2 separate regions of the Mus musculus genome follow, and region 2 is linked to region 1. A link is a loop called in an ENCODE intact Hi-C map of the cell type or tissue named here. Cell type or tissue: heart. All regions are shown on one strand. Links, peaks and the distances in the headings refer to the core of each region. The heading gives the core; the rest is flanking DNA.

Region 1 (7,923 bases), core at 929-5,928:
GGGGAGCAAAATCACACCTCTGCTAGAGCACGAGGCAAATCATAGTCAGCTGCTGTGGACAGTCTGAAGCAGCCTCATATCCCACACCTGGGATTAAAATGAAAACATATTATAATTATTTTATGTCTTTTAGAGAAACCAAAATTCCAAAATAGCCACTACACCCAGTCCTAGCACTTCTGTGTATTTACCCAAAGGACTGAAGTCAATGACGTATCACAGACAGACACGTTCATCACTGTGTACTGCAGCACTGTGCACAGGTGAAAGTTATGGAACCAACCACAGTGCCATTAATAAAGGAACAGATACAGAAAGTGTGGTGTATACACACATCAATTTTAGCTATAAAGAAAAATGAAGTTGTGTTCTTTGCAAGAAAGTGTATTCAACTGGAGATAACTAAGTAAACTAAGCCACTCTCCTCTGATAGAGATTTGAGAGTTCTGCACAGATATATAAATCATGTATATACTTGTGTGAAAATGACCTTGTATAACACAGTACCACGTGCAAAGAATATAACCCGATGAAAATAATAAAGAACAACACTGACAGCTGGGCATAGCACACACATGTAATCCCAGCCCTCAGGAGGCAGAGCAAGAGGATCACTGCAATTTCCATACCAGCCTGGGCTACACAGTGACTCTAGCGCCATCTAAGTCTATGCAGCAGAACCCTGCCCAAACAAAACAAGGAGGAGGAGTTTCTGAGCTTGAGGACAGGTCTTTGGAAGTAACCTAGCCATATAAGAGGAGAGGAGATGGGAAAATTAAAAGGATGAAGCCAGCCTTTGAGCCTGAGGGTCACAATTAAACAAGCAAGCACTGACATAACGGGGTTCCATAAGGAGAGAAGCCAGTGCCCTAGAGAACCAATGCAATGGAATAGCTGCTGAAGTCAACATAGTGCTGTCATCCCCAGCACTTGGAAGGCAGAGTCAGGAAGAGCACGGGGAGTTCAAGGCTGGCTTTGTCTACACAGCAAGTTCCAGGCAGACAGCTACGTAGGGAGACCCAGAGACCCTGTCCTGTGTCTTAGTCAGCATTACTAATGCTGAGATGAGACCATGGCCGAAAACAAGGATTTATTTGACCTACATTTCCATGTTCATCTGTCCCAATGGTTCATCACCGAAGGAAGCCAGGACAGGAACTCAAACAGGGCAGGAACCTGAAGGCAGGAGCTGATGCAGAGGCCATGAGGGGTGCTACTTACTGGCTTATTTATACTGGTGTGCTCAGCCTGCTTTCTTATAGGGCACAGGACCACTAGCCCAGGGATGGCACCACCCACAATGGTCGGGGCCTTTCCCCATCATCACTAATTGAGAAAATGTTCTACAGGCTTGCCTGCCTATTCCCTGATCCTTTGGAGGTCTTTTTCCTTTTCTCTTTTTTTCCTTTCCTTTCCTTTTTTTTCTTTTCTTTCCCTTCCCTTTTTTCTTCCTTCCTTCCTTCCTTCCTTCCTTCCTCCCTCCCTCCCTCCCTCCCTCCCTCCCTTCCTTCCCTCCTTTCTCATTTGTTTTGTTTGTTTTGAGACAGGGTCTCACTATGTAGCTTGGCTCTAGCTGTCCTTATAACTCACTCTGTAGACCAGGCTGGACTCACAAGAGACCCACCTACCTCTGCCTCTCAAATGCTGGAATTCAAGGTGTGCACCACCACACTGGGCTTGGAGGCATTTGCTGAATTGAAGTTTCCTCCCCTCAGGTGACCTTAGCTTGTGTCAAGTTTACATAAAATTAGGCAGCACACTCCTGTCCGGGTGCTTGTGTTTGAGCCCCTGCTATGCTACTCCATGGAGCCAGAGATGATGCTATTCCTATCCCCCAGCTGTACCCACACTGCCATCTCTCCCAGCCTTGTGATCCAGCTACAGTGACTGCACAGGGCCCTGTACCCTCATGGCACCCACTGATCACAGAAAAAAAATTCACACATTTGAAAAGAGTAGATAGAAAGTTAAAAACTGAAGAAGTGTCTAACTTTATTTGGTTTTGTTTTCGAGACAGGGTTTCTCTGTGTAAGCCCTGGATGCCTTGGAACTCACTCTGCAGACCAGGCCTGCCTCTGCCTCCTGACTGCTGGGATTAAAGGCATGTGCCCCCCACTACCCAGTCTAACTTCATTTCTAATAAAAGGTTTGGCCTTAGAAAGAGAATACACACACACACACACACACACACACATATGTGTGTGTGTGTATGTATGTGTGTATATACATATACATGTGTGTGTGTGTGTGTGTGTGTGTGTGTGTGTGTGTAGGGAATACTTTCTTCCTAACAGAAAACATGGTTTTTCAGCGTGCCTTCTGCTTTCCCCCTTTCCCATTTCCCTTCCTTCTGTGGCAACTGTGGACTAGGAAACCTGCTGCTATCAAAGGCTACTGGGGCCAGGAGAGGGCTCAGCTCATCAAGGCCTTACCACCAAGTCTGAGGGTCTGAGTTCCATCCTGAGAGTCACATGGTGGAGAGAACCAACTCTTGGAAGCGGGTTCTTATGATTCCAGCCTGTGTATCCTTTACCACCCCCACTCAACACACAAAAGAGCGCTATGGATGACGTGAGGCAGACCTATATCCAAGACAGCCCTGACCTTGCTCTACCTTAATCTCAAGTACAGCACGTCACAGAGCCATTTGGGAAGAAAAGAGGACTATGGAGGATATATTTATCACATGGAAAAGTTTCAGATTGTTCATTAGATCCCTCAGACACCACGTTCTACAGTGTGCCTCCCTCAGACACCACGTTCTACAGTGTGCCTCCCTCAGACACCACGTTCTACAGTGTGCCTCCCTCAGACACCATGTTCTACAGTGTGCCTCCCTCAGACACCATGTTCTACAGTGTGCCTCCCTCAGACACCATGTTCTACAGTGTGCCTCCCTCAGACACCATGTTCTACAGTGTGCCTCCCTCAGACACCATGTTCTACAGTGTGCCTCCCTCAGACACCATGTTCTACAGTGTGCCTCCCTCAGACACCATGTTCTACAGTGTGCCTGGAGGCCTTGCAGACAGCAAAAGAGATTGCCTAGGAAGGTAAAACGTTAGTTGAAAGCAAACTGACCTCAGGAGACAGAAGTGGACTGAATGATGGGTAAAAAGTGGTTGCATTTTGTTTTGTCTAGTGAAGCACAAATTATTCTTGCCAGCTGACATTCAAAAAAATGTTCCCTGTGTACTATGTACTATAATTAAGAAGGCAGTAGATGCGCTGCCGTGGTAGCACACAGCTTTAATCCCAGCCCAGGGGCAGGAGGATCTCTGAGTTCAAGACCAGCACCAAGTTAGCCATAGGATCAAAAAAAAAAAAAAAAAAAAAAAAAAAAAAAGTCAATTTGAACATTGAGCATCTATCGCCACCTTGTGGTAGCCCAGATATCTGCAAGGATTCCAAAAATTAAGCCTTCTTGAAGAGGAGCTGGTTTGTGAGCTGTTTGGAACATTTGGACATAATCATCACGTGGGAGGCAGGAGGCTGAAGGCTAAATATATTAGAAATACCTCGCATATGACTGAGTTTCATACTGTTTATATTTTATATGGATGGTCTCACCTAGCCTAGGTGGCAGCTCTAGGTTCTGGGACATGGCTGATTGCATGGGGCAAGTCCTCTACTTGCTCCTGGATGGTCAAAGCCAAAGCCTGTTATGTTTTGTTAGTATTCATGTGTGCAGCCTGTTTAACTGTAGTATGAAGCATGTTACATGTGCACATAGGGTCTTGTAGAGAATTTATATTGTGAGGTATATTTCACACATAATTCCTCCAACTCTGACTAGTACTGTGTGCACAGCATCTTCTGAAGTGGTGTTAGGCAGAATTCAGTACGACTCTGGGGTCTGTTTTGCATGTATAAGGCAATGCCATCCAAGCCGACCCTTCTGTGAGACGGCTCAGTATGAGGTGCTTGCTGCCTTGCTAAAACCTTTATGGTCTAGGTTCTTTCACCTGTTTGACAACTGTACTTTATTCCTGGGTTAAGTTCAGGTGTATGTGTGCTGAGAGCCAACATTGCTCACTGTCAGACATGCCACTAAACTAGATTGAAATATTCCAAACTTTTGCAGCCTAGTTTTACTTTGTAAAAATCTGGGGTGTGGGCTAGAGACAGGGCTCTGCAGCGCTCTGTTTGCTCTCCCAGAGACCCCAGGATCAACTACCTGCCCCCACCTGGTGGAACTATCTGTAATTCCTGTCCCATGGGGATCCAGTGCCCTCTTCTGGCCTCTGGAGCACCAGGCATGCATGTGGTGTGTAACATTAATGAAGACAAACCACCATACACATAAGCTAATTATTTTCGTTAAAAAATTAAAGAATCTTGTAATATTGTGGAACACCTTTTGGGTATATGCCCAGGAGTGGCATAGCTGAGTCTTCAGGTAGAACTATTTCCAGTTTTCTGAGGAACCACCAGACTGATTTCCAGACTGGTTGCACCAGTTTTCAATCCCACCAGCAATGGAGGAGTGTTCCTCTTTCTCCACCCTGCCAGCATCTGCTGTCATCTGAGGTTTTGATCTTAGCCATTTTGATTGGTGTGAGGTAGAATCTCAGGGTCGTTTTGATTTGCATTTCCTTGATGACTAAGGATGTTGAACATTTCTTTAAGTGCTTCTTGGCATTCAAGATTCCTCTGCTGAGAATTCTGTTTAGCTCTGTAACACCCTCCCCCTCTTTTCTTTTAAAGATTTACTTGTACGGTATTGCTGTCTTCGACACACCAGAAGAGGGTATGAGATTCCATTACAAATAGTTGTGAGCTACCATGTGGTTGCTGGGAATTGAACTCAGGACCTCTGGAAGAGGAGTCAGTGCTCTTAACCGCTGAGCCATCTCTCCATCTCCTGTACCCCATTTTTAAAATTGGGATATTTGGTTTTTTGGAGTATAACTTCTTGAGTTCTTTATATATTGTAGATATTAGCTGTAGGCATATATTTTTCACAGCTACTTTAATAAGGGTTCAACCTCCCCTCTAGCCCACCACCTGCCAAGTGATAGTGGAAAAGAAAGGTTATCAGGATATGGGGGGAGTGGACCGGTTTTAGAAATAGCTCTTTGGGGCAATTTCAACCTTCATTGTTCTCAGTCCAGTCCACTATCAAACACCAAACATGAATCAGCAGCTGCAGACCAGTCCACTCAGCAGGCACCACACACGAATCAGCAAGGGCAGTTCAATCTAAAAGAAAACAACATGAGGCTTGCCAACAGGCAGCAAGAAATTGCAGGAACCTCATGAGTTCTTTGGTGAGTTTCTTTCTATGAAGTGCCCACAAGTGAACTTCAACAACATAGTGTAAGGTGAACCAATACATGCATGCAGTCATCGAAGAATGTCGAGGTGGAGCAAAGCAAACCAATGCTTGAGCTCCTACTGCCTTTGAGATATCTACATTCCTCCTGAATAACGTGCATCCTTTCACGTGTTTGCTATAGCAAAATATTCTTTCACCTATGTGCTCTAGAGAAACATCATTTGACATAACTTTCTAAGGAAACCAGAAGTTTCCACTTCAGTTAGCTCTCTATAGGGTTAGAGAAGATCTTTCTCTAATCTGTAGGCTGCTGTTTTGTCCTATTGACGGTGTCCTTTGCCTTACAGAAGCTTTTCAGTTTCAAGAGGTCCCATTTATCAATTGTTATCTTACAGCCTGAGCCATTGGAGTTCTGTTCAGGAAAATTTTTCCTGTGCCAATGCATTCAAGGCAATTTCCCACGTTCTCTTCTATTAGATTCATTATATTTGGTTTTATGTTAAGGTCCTTGATCCACTTGGACTTGAGCTTTGTGCAAGGTGAGACGTATGGATCAATTTGCATTCTACATGCAGAAGACCAGTAGTTGGAACAGCACCATTTGTTGAAGATGCTTTCTTTTTTTCCACTGTATGGTTTTGGCTTCTTTGTCAAAGAAAAAGTGTCTATAGGTGTGTGGGTTTATTTCTTGCGTCTTTGATTCCATTCCATTGATTAGCCTGTTTGTCTCTGTGCCAATACCATGTAGTTTTTAACCACGACTTTTCTGTGGTACATCTTGAGGTCAGGGATGGTGATTCTTCCAGAAGTTCTTGTTCATAATATTCGTAATATTATTCATAATAGCCAGAAACTGGAAGCAACCCAGATAACCTTCAGCTAAAGAATGGACACAGAAAATGTGGTTCACTTACACAATGAAATACTATTTAGCTATGAAAAACAAGGACATCATGAATTTTGCAGGCAAATGGATGGAACTAGAAAATATCCTGAATGAGGCAACCCAGACCCAAAAGGACATGCATGGTATGTACTCACTGATGGACAACCATAGTACAACTCAAAGACTATATGAAGCTTAACAAGAAGGAAGGCCCAAGTAAGGATGCTTCAATCCCACTTAGAAGGGGGAACAAAATAATCATGGGAGGCAGATGGAGAGAGGGACCTGGGTAGGATGGTGGGGGGCAGGAAGGGAAAAGGGGGCAGGATTAGGTATGGAGGGGGGAGTTAAGAGAAATGATTAGAGGGCCAGGAGAATGAATGAAAATATGCAGTTGCTGTGTGTGGGGTGGAGGTAACCTCTAGAAAGTCCTAGAGACTTGGGATGGGAGGTTTCTAGGATTCAATGTGGGTAACCTTAGCCAAAGTGCCTGATAATGGGGATATGGAAGGGGCCACCTCCACTGGTTAGACAGGGCCCACAGTGGAGGTATGGGGACACCAACCCACCTTCAAATTTTTCAACCCAAAACTGTTCCTAAAAGAAATGCAGGGACAAAAAACGAAGTAGAGACTGAATGAATTGTCAACCAGTGACTGGCCCAACTTAGGATCCATCCCATGGGCGGGCACCAATCCCTGACACTATTACTGATGCTATGTTATGCTTGCAGACAGGAGCCTAGCATGGCTGTCCTCTGAGAGGTTGTACCATCAGCTGACTGACTCAGATGCAGAGTATGTGCCTAGCACTTGAGGGCCTGGGTTCTAAAACAAGACACTAAATAGCTTAGCTAGGCATGGCGGTATATGCTTTCAATCCAAGCAGAGGCCAGCCTGATCTACAGAGTGTATTCTAGGCTAACCAGGGCTAGTAGCTCTAGTGACACCCCATCTTGATAATAGCAAAATTGCTTTTAGATTTATTAATGTATATGAATATGAATTTTGCCTGCATATATGTATGTACACCACCAGTGCCTGGTACCAGACAAAGTCAGATGAAACTGTTGGGTCTCCTGGAGCTGGAGCTGCAGATGGTTGTGAGCTACCAAATGGGTGCTGGGAATTGAACTTGGGTTCTTTCCAAGATAACCTGAGGTTGACCCCCTGAAACAGAGAGCAGAGAACTAACTCCTAAAAGTTGTCTTATCACTTACATGTACTGCATCAGCTCCTGCCTTCAGGTTCCTGGCATGTTTTGAGTTCCTATCCTGACTTCCTTCAATAATGGACTATGGATGTGGAAGCTTAAACCCTTTCCTCCTACCCTGCATTTGGTCTTGGCGTCTCATCATAGTAATAGTAACCCAAATTAAGACATCAAGAAACAATGGTTTAATTATGCTAAGCTTTTAATATTTTCCTACATCATTCCCCAGCATCAAATTACTATTTCTTTAAAATTGCATTGTTAGGATGATTTTTAAAATTACTGTTTAGAGGGTCTGGAGAAATGGCTCCATCTTTAAGAGCACGGGCTGCTATTTCCCAGGACCTAGGTTTGATTCCCAGCACCCATACAGTGACTCAAGACTCAGCTGTGTCTTCAGTCCTAGGGACCTGACAACCCCCGGCCTCCGTGGAAACCACACATGAATATAGTATACAGAGATATCTGCAAACAAAATACCTATACACGCAAACTAAAATGTATTAAAGGGTTTAGTGCTTAAGGGTCAAGACACAGGACTTGGGGT
Region 2 (7,923 bases), core at 1,866-6,865, 150 kb before region 1:
GGTCAGAGGACAACTGTTAGGAGTCAGTTCTGTCCAATACGTGGGTCTCCGGGTTGAATGCAGGCTCCGTGACAGGTGCCTTTCTTTCCTCGCTGAGGCATCTTGCAAGCCTCATTATTATTATTTTTAGATGAGGGCTCTCACGGAACCTAGAGGTCACCCGTTCAGTTAGGATGGCAGGTCAGCGAGCTCCCGGAACCCACCTGCCTCTGCCATCCCCCAGTGCTGGATTTACAAGTGTACATCATCACACCTGGCTTTTACACTGGTTAGGGACCTGAACTCAAGGCCTTCCGTGTGTGCAGCAAGCACTATAACCGCTGAGCCATCTCCCCTGCACAAAAGAAACAGAGTTCTGAGCTGGTGAGCCCTCATCTCATTCTGTCACCTCCTCGACACACAGTGACAAAGCAAGCAGGCGCTTGCAGTGCTGGCCAGCCGTGGATGTATTGGGGGTGGTCCACTCTCAGTGGGACTGGCGCATGTCTTCTTTTACACTGCGGCAGAGTATCTCATCTATACTACCACAGGGAGTGGGGTGGACCTACATGGACCAACCTTGCACCGCAGCCCAGAAGTCAGTTGCAGCATCTGCAACTACACTGTCTAAGTACAAGACGATGACCCGGAAGCCATTTGAGGGGCAAAGGCAGGTGGGTCTCTAGTAGAAGTCCTAGACTCTCTGCATAAAGGCTCACCATCCTCTAAATAGGCAGACCTGACAGGCCTCCCTGTGGGAAACTACCCGCACCCATTCCTGGTGACCAGCTGCCTCCTAGGGCAGATACTAAAGGTAAGACCAAGTCTGGTCTACCTGTGTGACTCTCACTGCCCCTTTCAGGACAACAGAACAGAAAGTCTACCTGTGTGACTCTCACTGCCCCTTTCAGGACAACAGAACAGAAAAGATGACTCCCTGAGGTCCAGCTTCCTCATCCTGTAAACCCACAGATAGCATCTTTGAACAAACCAGCATACAGACAGCTGGGGTTCAGGGTCCCATCTCCATAGGAAAGCGTTTCAGTCTTGGCTTCTCCAGTCAGTATATTCAGTATGTCTGGCCTGCTTTGCTGGGACATGGGAATAACTCTCTCTCTCTCTCTCTCTCTCTCTCTCTCTCTCTCTGTCTCTCTCTCTCTCCCTCCCACTCCTCTCCCTCCCCCTCCCCCCTCCTCTCTCCCTCTCTGAGCAGGTTGTAGTAGGAGGAACTCATTAACACAGCCCAAGAGGGAAGGTGGAAACATGGGCTGCAGACTCAGAACCCCGCTGGGCACCTACATAGATCAGCATGTGCAGGAATTGTAAAGACAAACTTCTGTCGTCTTACCATGGGTGACAGGGCCTAGGCCTGGGAATGAGTGTGGCTAGTGCGAGAGAGGACATGATTCACAGCAAGGCCTCTGCTGCTGGTCACCCTGGGAACTCCCCCCCCTCCAACTTTATGTGAGGAAAGAAGCTGCTGAGATGGCAGGTTTGGTCCCAGCAGGTCCAGAACTTGGAACAGCGTTGTCGGGCTTGTGGACTCATTTCATAACACAATCCCATTTAAAACCTATGTGGAAATTGAGATTATTCTCATTTCTCAGAGTCGAGAAGATAAACCCTCAAAAGGTCCTATGACCTGGCCAATGCTTCACAGTCAACAAGAGGCACCCACATGCTCAACCACTTGGCTGAACGAGTGTGGGAGTTGGGGAGCACAGAGGTGTGTGGTCCTCATAACAGGCACTACCACCACCACCAGCACTACCACCACCGCCATCACCACCACCATCATCATCAACACCACCATCATTACCACCACCATCACCACCACCAACATCAATACCACCACCATCACCACCACCATCATCAATATCACCACCATCATCACCACCACCACCATCACTACCACCTTCAACGGTTCAAACAAGGACACTCAGGTCCAAAGAGGTATATGGAGAAGCCCTGAGATGTGTGCAAAATAGCTGCCCAAGGAGGACCTGAGCAGGAGGGCTTCCAAATTATCCATCTGCGGACTCAAAAAGTACCCGCGCTTGCATCCCTTTGAAAATCTCAGGGTACAATGCAAGCTCTCATTTGGCAACGAATGTGAACTTTAAAGGATTTTGGAAGTCTCTACCTCTGCTGAGACTACACAGAAAGCAGCATAGGAGTTGGTCATTTCTCTTACAAGCTTGGGGCTTCCTTCATCCTTCAGATGTAGTCACCTGAGAAAACTGGCTCTGTGCCCACAGCTTCTTGCACCATTGAACGCAGCCTGAAATTATATGGTACTTTGTTCTTCCCTGCCTGCTGAACAGGACTTTTCAAGTAACACTGTTCTCTGGAAACTGGGTACTTACCACGGGGAACGCAGAAGGTCCCCACAATGCATTTGCTGAGTGACTATGTGAACCAACAAATAATTGAATGGGGTTTGTAAAGGAAGGGATGAAGCCCATCTCTGTAACAACTCAGATAAAGAGAGAGAATGGGTGGGTGTCTGGTAGAAGGGGGGCATTGAGTCACACACTCCCTGCATAGAAGGATCCGAGCCCCAAACATTGTGCTGTTAGGTCTTAACAGCAAGGCCCTTAAGTGCCTTCTCCTATACACTATTCCCACAGCCCGACCCCGACAAGGCTCTGTAGGGGATGTGGGAGAGGGGGAATGGTGATCTTAAGAGTGCTTCCTCCGTGTCCACTCACTTCTACACCTTAATGAATTTTCCCCAACCCGATCATCCCGCCTCCTCATGGACCTACCGGCTCCCCTAAACAGCAAAGTTTTCAGTGCTTCCCGTCTCTAGGGAAGGACACTGAGTCCGTTGCGAGGGGGCGGGACCATTCGGCACCGCGGGCAGAAGCTTCCGGCTACCAACTTCCCCAGGACCGCTCACCCCACCCTCGCCCCCAAGAGGTCTGGTTCTTTAAGCAGAGGCAGATCACGCTGCACCGGTCCGGTCTGTAGGTGGGCGTCTAATTCTCAAATTCAGACTGCATTACTCACTTCCCCCTTTAGAGTCCTCTAACAGTAAGAGACAAAAGAGTCAAAGGCAGCATGGCAACTTTGAATAATGGGCAAGGAAATAGTGAATTAAAGGCATGAGTGGTGTCTCAAACCTGTAGTCCTCAGCACATAGCATGTGGAGGCAAGGTGTCCTTGAATATATAGCACATTTGAGGACCTGGGCTCCCCGAAACCATGTCAAAACAAAGCTACTGTGGCGGGAGATTTCCTCATTTGTTAGAGGGTTGGCCTGTCTGCGGTCTGGTGGCGCACACCTGTTATTCCAGCAGTAGGGAGGTAGAAGCAAGAAGACCAGAACTTCAAGGTCATTCTTGGCTGTGGATATGAGATCCCATCTCAAACAACAACGTGGCATCAACAGTAACCAGCTACTAAACGCCCACAGTAAGGATGTGAGGAGATTGTGAGTTGGAACTTGGTGTTCAAACTGTAGCTGCAGACAGACGGGTCACAGCGCTGTGTCCACAGAGTACTAGCTCTGGGTCTCTGGAGGCTCAGCGGCCACCCTCCCACCCGCAGTCCCAGCTTCCTGTTGCATCTGCCTCCTGTGGCTGGGCAGTGGCTGCACCCTCCCGGATAGTAGCTGTCTAATGTCTGCATCTGCTCCACACTGGGCATAGGTTCGTGTTGTTCCCTGACTGGTCCTGAAAACCGAGTAATTTTGTTTTCAGTTTTTTCAGACCTGTCTCACTATGTTGTCCTTGCTGTCTAGGAACTGGCATAGATCTATCTGCGGGCCTCTTTTGTGATCGTAGTTATTGTGGTATATAGGGGCCTGTCCTTGTTTTTTTTTTAATGTCATTTTAAAATATCTATTTCTTTTTATATTATGTGTATGATGAGTGTATACATGTATAGCGTACATGTATGTTTTGCGCACCGTGTGGTATCTATTCTGCGGAGGCCGGAAGAGGGCGCTAGAACCCCTGGATCTGGAATTACAGCCGGTTAAGAGCCACCATGTGTGTGATGGAACCTGAATTTCTCCAGTCCTCTGCAAGAGTAGCAAGAGCTGAAGCTCAGAGCCATCTCTTCAGCCCCATGTCCTTGGCTTAATGCAGCCTAAATTTCAAAGCAACATCAAGTGTCTGCTGAAGTTTCCATTCGAGTGGGTTCAGTAAAAATTATATGCACACAAGTATAGACACCAAGAGAAGGAAGAGATAAAGCAAAAATGGCTAAATGTTATCAACTGGGGAATTGGAAGGTTCCTGATGCCCACTTCTTCTGCTTTCTATCCTGTAAAGGGGAGAGGTAGGTTGCAAGCCAAAAGAAAAGGAAAAGTTCCCCTTCTCAACTGCCCAGAGCTTTCCCATAATATTACCATTTCATAGGTGGGTAAACTGAGTTCACTGAGACATATTAATGTTGAAGGAGGTAGCAGGGTCTGGTGTTCATTATATGAATTTTAATCAATGTATTAATAATTCTGGCTGGTTGTCAGGTCTGCACTGGACATTAAGTGCACAGAATTAAATTGGTCCCAGTCTGGGCTATACAACATCAGTGAAGGACCAGAGAGGCCAGGCTAGGACGAACCTAAAAGCAGAGAGAAGGGTAAGCTTTGCCTGGGCCGGAGGTCCGTCTGCCTTTGTGCTGGCTTATATCCCCCCCCCCCCCAGCATCTCTCCAGCACCCCCTTCTGGCCAGCTCTCCTCACCCGTCAGACCTGGATGTTGGTATAACCTTTTCTGCATCTGTACCATGGCTTCATTTGCTTTACATTTTGGCATTTCTGTACTCACTCAGTGTCTGTTTCTGAGAAAAGCAGGAGTGTAAAGGGTACTAGAGACGGACAAGGTGACCATGGCTCTCCATGGTTCTGGGGTTAGGCTGTGTACCCCACTCAGGGTCCACAGACATCCTTGTTTTGGCTGGCATGTCCCAGACTTGGAACAATTGTCCAAATAATCGCAGTAACCAAGTGGGTTGCCATGGCAGCATCAGCCCATGATAAGACATCAAGGATGAGAGGGGCTACTAGTCTGAGAACGTGACCAAGCATCTCAGTGGGTTGGGGATAACACAGGGCTCACAGCTCTCAGACACATGAGCAGGCCATGTTGGGAAGAGTCCATTCTCAGGAGGATCGCCTCATAGAGGCCCTCTCCTTCACCCAGTGCAGTCATGGAACATTCCTTTAGATCAGTGGGTCTCAACCTTCCCAGGAATGAGACCCTTTAATACGGTTCCTCATGGTGTGGTGACCCCCAACCATAACATTATTTTTGTTGCTACTTCATAACTGTAATTTTGCCACTATTCATATCATGATGTCATTTTTTGGAGACAGAGGTTTGCCAAAGCGTCTCCATCCACAGGTTGAGAACCTCTGCTCTAGATTGAAGATGGCCTGAAGGGTGGGGACTAGATCTTGTTGCCCATCACAGATCTATTCTGCCAGTAAAGAAATTATTTCTTTTTCTTTCATACACTGCATCTCAGCCACAGCTTCCTCTCCCTCTGCTCCTCTCAGTTCTCCTCCAGCCTGCCCTCACCCCCAGATCCATTCCCCTGCCAGAAAACAAAAACAAACAAAACAAACAAACAAACAAACAAACAGGCGTCCAAGGAACAGCAACCAAACCTGGCACAAGCTACAATAAGACCAGGCACAGACCCTCAATCAAGGCTGAGCAAAGCAACCCAGTAGGAGGAAAAGGGTCTGAAAAGCAGGCTAAAAAGTCAGAGACACCCTATCTCTCACTGTCCGAAGTCCCTCCCCTCCCAGAACACCAAGCCAATGACCATAACATATGCAAAGAACCTAGCACGGATGCATGCGGGCTTCACAGTTGCTACTTCGGTCTCTGTGAGCCCCCACGAACCCTACGTAGGTGATTCTGTGGGATGGGCTCTCCCAGTGTTCTTGACCCCTCTGGCTCCTACAATTCCTCCTCCTCTTCTTCCATGGGTTTCCAAGGGGAGGGACCCGATGGTAACCTCCAACCTGGGCTTTCTCTCTGCCTAATGTTTGGCTGTGGGTCTCTGCATCTGTTCCCATCAGCTGCCAGAGGCAGCTCTCTCACAATGACTGGATGAGTTTGTTCTACCCTAGGTCTTTGGGCTATACCAGTCTCTTGTTCCCAGTTGTGTTGGTTTGAATAGGAATGGTCCCCACAGACTCATGTGTTTGAATGCTTGGCCTAAAGGAAGTAGCACTATTAGAAGGTGTGGCTTTGCTGGAGGAAGTGTGTCACTGTAGAGGTGGGCTTTGAGGTCTCATGTGCTCAGGCTCCACCCAGTGTGCTAATAGTCTCCTGCATGTTTGTGTACCACATGTGTGCCTGGTTCCAGTGGAGGCCAGAAGAGGGTGTCAGATCCCTGGAACTGGAGTTGTAGACAGGTGTGGCCTGTCATAGGTGCTGGGAGCTGAACTCCAATCCTCTGGAAGAACACTAGTATTCTTAACCACAGGGGCACCTGTCCGTTCCAGCTTTCTCTTTGATCACATCTAGTTTGTACTTTAAATTACTTTTAGAGGTGTTCATTGATAATGTTTGGAAACACATTTTATATTTAAGTGTTGATGTCATATCCTGCAGTATTGCTGAACTCCTTTACCCGACAGCCCAAAGAATGTCTTGTAAAAGTCCGGCTCAGCAAGCAGAACGTTTACTATCAGTTGTTTTCAGAACGAGGTGTGACTTACAGGTGCATGTATGGAAGTTGCCATCACCCTCTGCCACCCATCAGGCTTAAAGTCTGCAAAGGGATGGACACAAACCTGAATTACATCACCACCTAGTGTTCACAGCAGAAGAGACTACACACTCAGATAACAAAGCACAAACAAACCCAGACTCAATGCTGCATGGTCATACAGCCCTTATATGGCTCTTATCAAGGATTTTCCTGGCTTCAGCAAATACTTTGTGACAGTAGAAGAGTGTATTTATAGTGATACAGTCTAGAATGCAGACCTAATGCTGCTCACTGCAGGGTGCAATTACTCAGGCTCCTTCTTTCTTTCTTTCTTTCTTTCTTTCTCTCTCTCTCTCTCTCTCTCTCTCTCTCTCTCTCTCTTTTTCTTTCTTTTCTTTTTTTTTCTTTTGTTGTTGTTTGGTTTTTGATTTTTTGAGACAGAGTTTCTCTGTGTAGCTAACTTAGCTGTCCTGGAACTAGTTCTCTATAGACCAGGCTGGCCTTGAACTCACAGAGATCTACCTGCCTCTGCCTCCCGAGTGCTGGGATTAAAGGCATTGCTCAGCTTTTTTCTTAGTTCTTAATCATAAATAGATTTAGTAAATTGCTATTGTCTTGTTTATTAGATTATCAGGTCCATAATTCTCCTTATTTATTAATATAGCATTATATAATGTCTTACAGAAATTATAATTTAAATAAATATTTAGAAAGCTGCATGTTTAATAGACTTGGCCTAATAAGTTCTTTAAAAAATATTTATTTTGTGTATAAATGTTTGTCAGAATGTATGTCTATGTATCATATGTGAGCCTGGTACCAAGGGAAGCCAGAGGGAGGTGTTGGATTCTCTTGGATTGGAGCTAGAGATGATTGTGAGCTACCATGTGGGTTCTTGGGATGAAAAATGGGTCTTCTGGAAAAGCATCTTGTGCTCTTATATACGAAGCCATTTCTCCAGTCCCAATACACTTCTAAATAACACTCACAATGTAGTACCACTTAACCCAGGTAAAGTGTTTTCACCCCAACACACACACACACACACACACACACACACACACGTGCACACAGAGCAGGAAATTTGAAAGTATATATATGATAGACACAACATAATATTTTAGATATTAAGTCACACATTTGTGACAGCAACCACACTGCCATGATATATGTGTTTGATATGTTACTATGTTCAGTTTGATAGTATTACATTGAGTACATCTTTGTCTACATTCAAGAAGGCTATTATTCTGAGGTCTTAGTTTC

Evidence for each region. Hi-C counts contacts between places; a loop is a spot of excess contacts. Peaks named below come from ENCODE experiments on the same cell type or tissue, not always from the same donor. Only the 100,000 strongest peaks of a DNase experiment are listed, where the experiment ranks them.
Region 2: a loop joins it to region 1, with 7 times the contacts of the local background. A loop is called at or near these places in 1 of 42 quality-filtered maps.

Annotation. Positions count from the first base shown.
Region 1 is chr14:31,469,260-31,477,182 of GRCm38, forward strand. It overlaps a transcript of Mettl6 not described here. Among named protein-coding and RNA genes, the nearest start is that of Mettl6, 22 kb to the right of the region's middle. In heart, for the core only: a CTCF peak has its summit at 3,402 (motif pointing left); no DNase peak of the experiment used is centred there.
Region 2 is chr14:31,321,116-31,329,038 of GRCm38, forward strand. Dnah1 (dynein, axonemal, heavy chain 1) reads right to left here and starts at 2,781. Exons shown (of 78, transcript NM_001033668.1): 1 at 2,748-2,781. In heart, for the core only: CTCF peaks have their summits at 3,929 (motif pointing right), 4,693 (motif pointing left) and 6,763; a DNase peak (open chromatin) is centred at 2,906; H3K4me3 peaks cover 934 bases; H3K27ac peaks cover 1,222 bases.